2 separate regions of the Homo sapiens genome follow, and region 1 is linked to region 2. A link is a loop called in an ENCODE intact Hi-C map of the cell type or tissue named here. Cell type or tissue: heart right ventricle. All regions are shown on one strand. Region 1 overlaps SHANK3 (SH3 and multiple ankyrin repeat domains 3). Region 2 overlaps LOC124905149 (a long non-coding RNA gene).

Region 1 (5,000 bases), 75 kb after region 2:
ACCCACACTTCTGGAGCTCAGGAAGCCACCCTGTCCCCAGAAGACAGCTGTCCTGGGAAGCCAGCAGGGCTTCTGGAAGTCCCCTCTGGAAATGCCTGATTTGAGGACGCCATGCCAGCATCAGGGTTTCCCCAGGTACCTAAGGGACCATCCCACAACCCAGTGTTTTTGCTTTCAGAAGATAGAAATGAGGCCTGTTGGTCACTGCTGGCATGAACACATCAGAACTGCCTCACACTGTCAAGAGCTATTAGAGCCCTTTAGGATCCATAGTCTATCGAGAAGGTGCCTGGACACCTAAAAAGAAAAGAAAGTGAGGTGTCAGAGAAAGCAGGTGCAAGTCGGAGGCTCCTGTCCAGGTGGCTGTTTGCTGCTCGGAGGATGTGGGAGAGGCATGGCCCTGTTGGAGGAAGGGGAGGGAAGGGGTATCCTGTGGGGGAATGGGGTGAGCAAAGGCTGGTGCCTGGAAAATGGAGGGTTGCAGAGCTGGGAGTGAGAGGAAGGGGCTGGGTGGGGACCCTCCTGAGATAGGTGGTGAGAGAGAGAAGAGGGCAGAACACCCCTCCTCCCCTCAGCACTGGGGGCTCCTCATGGTCGCCACATGCATGTCTGCTCGGTTTGTACCAGGAATGTGCTGGGGCCACAGGTCAGTGGAGACCCAGGCCAGGGAAGGCCCTGTGGCGGGTCCAAGCCCTTCCTGTGTATTCACGTTCCCGGGAGAACTCTGGACTTCCCTGTAATTTCTGGGCCCCTTTTTCTTTTGTGATGAGAACATCAGGGTAGGTGCCACACCCAGCATCTATGTGAGTGGCCTTGTCCTGGAAAAGGTTTCTGTGCCAAACACACTTGCCCTGCCTTTTAAGACCGACTTTGAACAGAACACAGAGGTGACCACCTTAATTTTCAGCGACACCTGAACTTGTTTTCTATGGGGTTTTGCCTTTTTTCTGAACAAACGTTTGACTGAGCCAAGCATGATGGAGTTGTGCATATCTGTGTGTGTGTGCGTGTCTGTGCGTTGGTGAGCGGACACGCGCTGTCTGCACCTGCGTGCATGCGGCACACATGTCTGTGCGTGGGTGAGTGGACACGTGCTGTGTGCACCTGCATGCGTGTGGCACACGTGTGTGCATGGGTGAGCGGATACGCACTGTGTGCGCCTGCATGCGTGTGGCACACATGTCTGTGCGTGGGTGAGCAGACGCGCTGTGTGCACCTGCATGCGTGTGGCACACGTGTGTGCGTGGGTGAGCGGATACGCGCTGTATGCACCTGCGTGCATGCAGCACACGTCTGTGCGTGGGTGAGCGGATACGCGCTGTGTGCGCCTGCATGCGTGTGGCACACGTCTGTGCGTGGGTGAGCGGATATGCAGTGTGCGCCTGCATGCGTGTGGCACACGTGTGTGCGTGGGTGAGCGGATACGCGCTGTGTGCCCCTGCGTGCATGCAGCACACATGTCTGTGCGTGGGTGAGTGGACATGCGCTGTGTGCACCTGCATGCATGTGGCACACACACACAAGTCCCTGCTTGTGGTTGTTTCCTCCTTGGCTTTCAAGGCATGTACCAACTGACTCCAGAGTTGGGCAGATTTGCTATTCACGGTCTGATAAAGAGGTGTAGGCTGGGGGCAGATTTGGGAGGTCATGGTTTTTGGGGGAGGTGGTGGTGAGAGGGATGGGGTGGGGAAATGAGTGTGGATAATGGGGCCCGGGTGCCGAGCCTGCCTCTTACTCCCTTTACTCTGTTTCTTGATTCCAAGCCTCCATTCGGAGAAGAAAAGGGGGTGAGTCATCTGCCTGTGTCCCCAGGGCCTTGGCTTTGCCTGACCCCTGTCTGGGGGAGTGCTGGTGTGTGAGGAGGTTCCAGCGCAAGTCAGGGTGGCCTGGAAGCCTGGGCTGCACCCTCCTGTTGGCCTTCTCCCTGGGCATCTGGTAGGGGCATGAGAGAAGGGCCTGCAAGGATGGATGGGGAGTTCCCAGGGGTGTGACCCTCTGAGACTGTGATGGCCTTGGGGGCTCAGGTGAGCCTGGGGCCTGTGAGCTGTGCAGATAGCCTGATGGAGGCAGCCCGTGGGGAGGAGCTGGGAGAGCCCCGTGGAGGCCACTGCATGCACCATGGCCCGGACAGCAGGAGGGAAAGGGCTCCGAGGGTCCCAGAGGGGGAGCTCTAGGGAGCAGGGAGACTGGGCCGTGTTGGCGTGCACGTTGCTTCTTTCTGCTGGTCCTCTCGGGGCCTGTGCTTGGGTTGTGGGACCTACTCCCGTGCTGGTTGGTTGTAGGGCCAAGCCCAGAGCTGATGGTCCCTTCAGAGCAGGGGTCTGAGTCCCACAGCACTGGGGAAGGAGCTTGGAGCTCCCCTGGCCAAAGACCCCAGGCTGTTGACTACCCTCCTGAACCCCCGTTCAGGCCTCCCTCTACCCTTTGGGGCTGCTCCCTGTATGTCCTTTATGTTCAGCCTGGTTGCAGGGGAGGGCGCATTCAGGTGGGGACAGTCACCTGGGCCTGGGTACTGAGGTCCACTGTCTGGTGAAGTCCTGGGACCCGGCTTCCGGCAGCCTCCTCTGCCTCTCGGGTGGATGGGAATCAGGGCCCAGACAGAGGCTTGAGGTGGCTTTCTCCACCCAGGCCTGTATATTTGCTCCACGTCCGTGTACCTGATGCCCATCCCTCCCTCTCTCTCGACCCACTGGGCTTTCCCTGGGTGAGGACACATCTGCCAGGCCCTTGGCCCAGCCCTCTTGAGGTCCCCTTGCTGCCTCTTGCCCCAGCCCAGGTGAAGGGCTTCCCCAGTGTCTTCTCAGGTATTAAAAACAGGTGACAAGGTCTCCTCCAGTGACCTTTTCTGCATGCCTTTGGGGCAGACATACAAGCTATTTCTGGAATCTTCTGGCTCTGCCCTCTAGCTCGTTAGTGGGGCTCCCAGGGTGCTGTGTTGCAGCCCAGGTGCTGCTCCAGTTGTGGAAGAAGTGATGGCTGGTTGATCATCCCGCAGGCTGGGGCCCTGTTGATCAAACAGCTGCAAACCCAGCTGTGTCCTGCTGTGCACCCAGAGGGCCCTGGGAGTGAGCGGGTCCACTTGGTTCCTGATGGGCTTTGTTTCCCTTAATTATCTAAAATTATTTATTTAAGAATATATCCTCTAATATTGGGGGGAGATTTATGTCAACCTCATCAGTTTGTAATTTGCAGAATTCTTGATGAATCCTTTCCCTTTTGAAAACACTTCTCACCCGGCTCCAGCACCATCGCCGGATGACCAGAAACAGCTGCTCACTAAACGTTATGTGCGTCCCGCTGTGGGTCTCTGGGATGGGTCTTCCAGACCTAGAGAGACAGCCTCTCCTAGCCCGTGGCTCAGGCGGCAACGTGTCTCCCATGATGCTGAGCCGTGTGTGCCTCACGGAGTTTTCTCTCCATTCATATCTTTACTTCTGCAGTTTCCGGGGAGTATGGTGCTTAAGTCTCATCTCTTACTTCCTAGTCAGAGATTTATGGCAATTTCGCTTCAGTTTGCTCCTGGGTTGGATAAGGGTGATGATAAAATCCTCGTGTAGTTGTGGGATGAGAGGAGTGGTTTGCATAAAGTCCCGCATACTCTAGAAATCACCAAGAACTTAACAGATGGTGGCAATGGTGACTTCAACTCCCAAAAAGAAATCATTCACTTCATGACAAAAGCAAATGAGAAGTCCCCTCAAACCAGCAGCCCCTGGTCTGTACCTGGGCCCCTGTCACCTGGTGGCACTGGGAGCTGTGCACAGGCCCAGATATCTGCAGTTGGAGCCTGTTTTGCTGGTAAACTCTTGTATCGTTCAGGACACAGGCTGGGCGCTGATGGAACACAGAGAACAGTATTTGCTCTGTTCTGCAGACCCGGAAGCTGTCTGGGGAGATGGGGCACACAGACATGAATTGTACTGAATTGTGTCCAGTGCCAGCACAGTTGTAAGCCTTTCTTCTGTGCTAATTCTCACTAGAGACACGTGAGCGAGCACTGTTTTTATGCCTGTTTTATCAATGAGGACACAGAGGTCACAAAGAGGTTATGTCAGGACAGAGTCAGTGTACAGGGTGGGTCTGGTCTGGGTTGGGTACAGGACAGTCTTGGGGAGTTCCTTCCTTCCAGCAATGCTAAGCTTGGGGAGTTCCTTCCTTCCTTCCAGCAATGCTAAGCAGATTGCAGAGGTAGAATCAGCAGGTGCTGTGAACAGCTGCAGATTGGAGTTGGAAGGAGTAGGAGGTGTCCAGTCTGACCGTTGAAATTCTCCAACAAGGGGCCAAGACAAGAGTGAAAGGTGCCAAGACAAGTGTGGCCAGACAGTGGTCCCTCTAGGGTTGGCATAGCCCCAAAGAGTGGAGAAGGGCTTGGGGTTGGGTGCAGCCTGAGTGATGGGTGGGGTGCAGTGGGGCTGCTGAATGAGAGGGCCGGTGCAGCAGCCAGGTGGACATGAGTGCTGCCCCAGCCCTTGCTGCATGCTGCACGCACTGGTCCTCAGTGGACCCACAGGGGGCGAGAGCTGCTTATGTCCTGGGGGAGCCATCCAACCAGGGCTCTGATGGTCCTGAGATACACGTATTAGTTTAACAGTTTCCAAGTCACTTTGATCTTCTGTGGAAACCTGCTTGTACATCAGGGTCTGTCCTCGGGCTGTGACCCGCTGTGAACAGCTTCCCTTCCAGTGCGGTACAGATAGCCAAGAGTGGCCTGTATGTGCTGAGAACAGTGACAGGACGAAGGGAAATGGAGGGAAATCCAGGGAGACTGTGGTCTCTGAATCGTTTGTCTGTCCTGTGCCCTGGTCTTCTCCCTCATGGTCAGAGTGGCCTTTCCTTAAGTGAGGTCCACAGGGTCACCTGGAGTCTCCTTGAGGCTAGAGAGGCTGCCTGGGGTGGGGTCTGAGTTCTGGGGTGAGGGCCTTGTCTTGGGAGCCTGGGGTGGGAGCTCAAGGAGGGAGGGGAGCGGTGGCCTCTGTCAGCATCACGGGTGGCCGGGTTGG
Region 2 (5,000 bases):
TAAAATCTTAAAACTAAAGCTATAAAATCTTGATTTGTGTCTGTATTTTTATGTGTACATGCCTGTTTGTATATTATGTACATAGTAGCAAATTGACGTATAAATAAATAAGTGCTCATGAATGATGTAACTAAACCCAGATGCTTTTCTAGTTCATGTGACTAGTAATCTTTGGCAAATAAACTTAGTTTTAAAATTGTTGCTGCTGGGTGCAGTGGCTCACACCTGTAATCCCAGCACTTTGGGAGGCTGAGGCGGGCAAATCACGAGGTCAAGAGATCGAGACCATCCTGGCCAACATGGTGAAACCCCGTCTCTACTAAAAATACAAAAATTAGCCAGGCGTGGTGGCATGCGCCTGTAGTCCTAGCTACTCAGGAGGCTGAGGCAGGAGAATCACTTGAACCTGGGAGGTAGAGGTTGCAGTGAGCCGAGACTGCACTACTGCACTCTAGCCTGGGTGACAGAGTGAGACTCCATCTCAAAAAAAAAAATGATGCTAAAATTAGAATATCTTCAAAGTCGTCAGTCTTAAATATAATTGAGACATCTTTGCTTGGGCCCATTGGTCGGACAGGTTCAGACAGTCTCTGTTAGATGCTTTAAGGTCATAAAATTTGCTTCTGTCATATTTCTGATACTTGCTTAATTTGTCTGTGAACTTAGGTCTTTGGCTTTGAGCCTCTACATTCTGGGGTCAAGACAAGTGGACATGATGTGGCCTGGAGACATCTGTGTGTCCGCAGTACCTAAGCCCCATCCTCCCTGGCCCAGCTGTACCCCCCGGTCATGCTGTTTGTCTGCAGTGCCCGAGCCCCGTCCTCCCTAGCCCAGCTGTGCCCCCCGGCCATACTGTGTGTCTGCAGTGCCTGAGCCCCGTCCTCCCTAGCCCAGCTGTGCGCCCCAGCCATGCTGTGTGTCTGCAGTGCCCGAGCATTGTCCTCTCTTGCCCAGCTGTGCCCCCCGGTCATGCTGTGTGTCTGCAGTGCCCGAGCATTGTCCTCCCTGGCCCAGCTGTGCCCCCCGGTCATGCTGGGAGGGGTTGAGTCCTCCAGGCATTGTCTTTGTAGTAGCCCATTCTCACACTGCTAATAAAGACATACCTGAGACTGGGTGATTTGTAAAGGAAAGAGGTTTAATTGACTCACAGTTCAGCGTGGCTGGGAAGCCTCAGGAAACTTACAATCATGGCGGAAGAGGAAGCAAACACGTTCTTCACATGAGGTCAGGAAGGAGGTGTGCAGAGCGAAGAGTGGGGAAGCACCTCATGAAACCATGAGACCTCGTGAGAACTCACTAGCACAAAAACAGCGTGGGGGAACCGCCCCCTTCATCTAATCACCTCCCACTGGGTCCCTCCCACAACACCTGTGGATTTTGGGAACTACAGTTCAAGATGAGATTTGGGTGGGGACACAGCCAAACCATATCAGTCTTTAAAGCTCTGTCCTTTGTCCTGGGCTTTGCATCTTTAATAACAATTAAAATTGCTTACTTCCCATGTTTTTCACTGAAAATTAGGCTTCCTAAGAGTTAACATTGTAATTAATATATGTATTTAAAACTACTAGATATAAGAGAAACACTTCTGTATGCAAAGTTTATAAGAAAGTAGGATGTGTTTTTGGTAAGGAAGGTTATAAAGAAGGCATGAGAATGAGGTTTTTGTTAAAGGAAAAGTAATTTTGTCTAGTTTTGATGTTTTTAAAGGTTGTTTTAAATTAAAGGAATAAAAAAATGATAGATAAAACTGAATATATATAGAAAGTTTGAGAAACAAAGAATGGAACAAATTTTAAGAGGTTATTAAAGGTTTATGGAAATCTTATGTGGTCAAAGCTGATTGAGATTGAATGGATCTGTTTTTAAGTTTTTATTAAAATTAGCTTTAGTATTAATAATATGCTAATGTAAAGGTAGAATTTAGTTTTCATTTTTGAGTAAGATTTTCATGTAGTATTAATAAGAGACAGTAAAAGATTTTTGTTTACCTTTTGAGTAAACTACAAGAAAAGGAGGAGTAGGCCCGGTACGGTGGTTCACACCTGTAATCCCAGCACTTTGGGAGGCCGAGGTGGGTGGATCACCTGAGGTCAGGCGTTTGAGACTAGCCTGGCCAAGATGGTGAAACCCCATCTCTACTAAAAATACAAAAATTAGCCAGGCGTGGTGGCGCCTGCCTGTAGTCCCAGCTACTCAGGAGGCCGAGGCAGGAGAATCGCTTGAACCCGGGAGGCGGAGGTTGCAGTGAGCTGAGATTGTGCCACTGCACTCCAGCCTGGGCAACAAGAGTGAGACTCTGTCTCACAAAAAAAAAGGAGGAGTAGAGAGTTTGCCTCATGCTGTCTTTATTTATTTATTTATTATTTTGGAGACAGGATCTTGCTGTGCCACCCAGGCTCATCTCGAACTCCTGAGCTCAAGCAGCCCTCCTGCCTTGGTCTCCCAAAGTGCAGGGATTACAGGTATGAGCCACCACGCCTGGCTCAAAATTATAATTATTATGTTAAATTGTTGTATGTCACACAAAAAAACAAATCTCCTTGTGAATTGCATCTGTAACCATCATTAGTCTAAGTCATCTGTCATCCACAGTCAATTACTGTTTTACTTTGATTCTTTTTAAAAAGCAGCTTATAATTAGCTACAGTTCAAGACTTGCTTCTTCCTCAAGGAAACTCATGTAAAGTACCCAGACAAGTACTTTTTTTTTTTTTTTTTTTTTTTGGTTTTTGGTTTTTTTTTTTTGAGACCGATCTCGCTCTGTCGCCCAGGCTGGAGTGTAGTGGCGCGGTCTTGGCTCACTGCAAGCTCCGTCTCCCGGGTTCATGCCATTCTCCTGCCTTAGCCTCCTGAGTAGCTGGTACTACAGGCGCCCGCCACCACACGTGGCTGATTTTCTTTGTATTTTTAGTAGAGATGGGGTTTCACTGTGTTAGCCAGGATAGTCTTGATCTCCTGAGCCCACGATCCGCCCGCCTCGGCCTCCCAAAGTGCTGGGATTACAGGCGTGAGCCACCATGCCCGGCCTCAAGATGCTTTTAAAAGTCTAATCTGAGATTCCTTATGAAAAAGTTCTGGCAAAGCCAACTTTAAAAGAGGTTGAATGGCCAGTCACTATTATTACTGTACTTTATGCAAATAATCAGGCCAATTATAATAAGACTAAAACTTATTTTGTAAATCAGTTGTTCTTACTCTGATTTGTCTTTTGTGGAAAAGGGAGACTGGAGAGAGAAAAAATATGTTTTAGAAGAAAACTATAGTATACCTGTTATTAGAGTCCAGACTGACTGTTGACACCTGTTATTAGAGTCCGGACTGACTGTTGACACCTGTCACGAGAGTCCGGACTGACTGTTGACACCTGTCACAAGAGTCCGGACTGACTGTTGACACCTGTCATTAGAGTCCGGACTGACTGTTGACACCTGCCGTGAGGAGAGTCCGGACTGACTGTTGACACCTGTTATTAGAGTCCGGACTGACTGTTGACACCTGTTATTAGAGTCCGGACTGACTGTTGACACCTGTTATTAGAGTCCGGACTGACTGTTGACACCTGTTACGAGAGTCCGGACTGACTTGTTTTTGAGTTGTTATCATTTGCCTATAGTTTGAACTGAATCCTGCATTCTTTCCTAGCTCCAAGTCTCTAAACTAATGCTTTCCAGTTTTTCTCCCATTTTTCTGATTTAAAATCACTGGAAATTAAAATGGCTTTTCTTGAAGCCCTGCAACTGAAGCTAAATTACTTATAATCTTCAGGAGAAATCATCACAGCGACTTATGTATAAATAGCCTTTGTGCCTGTTGATATATGGACTATTCAGAAAGTTCACTTGAACACCCAATTAGAACTACAATCCAGAAAAATCTGTCAAATTGCCATTGCAATCTGAAGATGCTCCAGATGCCTCAGATTGAGGAGAGCTAGAAAAGCTAGTCTATGGATGACACCAGACATTCACCGTTTTTTTTCTTCTGTTTCCATAGAATTGTATCTTGTTAAAGATCTGTTTGTGTGAATTATATACGAGGTCCCAGCCCATCTGCAATGCCACTTCTTGGAATAGGATACAGCTGTTTAACTGAGCTGATCTAGTCTCAGGACTAAGAGACGGATTCAAGAAAATATGGCATGATACATATCTATTTTTCAGAGACAGGGTCTCACTCACTCACCCACAAAGTGGTGTGATCACAGCTCTCTGCAGACTTGACTTCCCAGGCTCAGGTCATCCTGCTGCATCAGCCTCCCAGGTAGCTGGGACCACAGACACAAACTACCATGCCTGGCTAATTTTTTATTTTTTGTAGCAATAGAGTCTCCCTGTGATGCCCGGGCTGGTCTGAACACCTGGGCTCAAGTGCTCCTCCTGCCTCAGCTTCCCAAAGTGCTGAGATTTACAGCCATGAGCCACTGTGCCCTGCCAGGATGACATTTAAATTTGTCTTTTTCTGCTTATCCCAATTTCTTTTTGCCCGCCTCTGCCTGTCTCTTATCTAACAACCTCTAACTCAAATCTCTTCAAAGCTATCAACTTTCTTTTTATATGGGCAACTTTCTGAAAGTCTCAAAGTGGGGACTGAAGGAAACCAAAATATTTCGCCCCAAAATGTATTTCCATGGCTGGGCATGGTGACTCACGCCTGTAATCCCAGCACTTCGTGAGGCCGAGGTGGGCAGATCACCTGAGGTCAGGAGTTTGAGACCAGGCTGGCCAACATGGCGAGACCCCGTCTCTACTAAAAATACAAAAATTAGCCAGGCATGGTGGTGCATGCCTGTAATCCCAGGGAGGCTGAAGCAGGAGAATCACTTGAACCCAGTAGGTGGAGGTTGCAGTGAGCTGAGATTGCACCACTGCACTCCAGCCTGGGTGACGGAGTGAGACTCTGCCTCAAAACAAACAAACAACAACAACAAAAATATTTCCTTGACACGGTTCAAGACAGTTACTCAGAAGGACTGGAAATAGAAGAATAGCTGAAAAGCT

The links. A loop is a pair of places that touch in the nucleus more often than their neighbours do. Peaks named below come from ENCODE experiments on the same cell type or tissue, not always from the same donor. Only the 100,000 strongest peaks of a DNase experiment are listed, where the experiment ranks them.
Region 1: a loop joins it to region 2, with 5 times the contacts of the local background. A loop is called at or near these places in 7 of 110 quality-filtered maps.

The regions. Positions count from the first base shown.
Region 1 is chr22:50,709,852-50,714,851 of GRCh38, forward strand. SHANK3 (SH3 and multiple ankyrin repeat domains 3) reads left to right here. Exons shown (of 25, transcript NM_001372044.2): 21 at 1,764-1,787. Among named protein-coding and RNA genes, the nearest start is that of ACR, 26 kb to the right of the region's middle. In heart right ventricle, no CTCF peak of the experiment used is centred here; no DNase peak of the experiment used is centred here; H3K27ac peaks cover 1,469 bases.
Region 2 is chr22:50,634,877-50,639,876 of GRCh38, forward strand. It overlaps LOC124905149 (a long non-coding RNA gene), which reads left to right. Exons shown (of 2, transcript XR_007068161.1): 2 at 667-1,130. Among named protein-coding and RNA genes, the nearest start is that of ARSA, 9.2 kb to the left of the region's middle. RefSeq lists enhancers at 386-902, 903-1,417. In heart right ventricle, no CTCF peak of the experiment used is centred here; no DNase peak of the experiment used is centred here.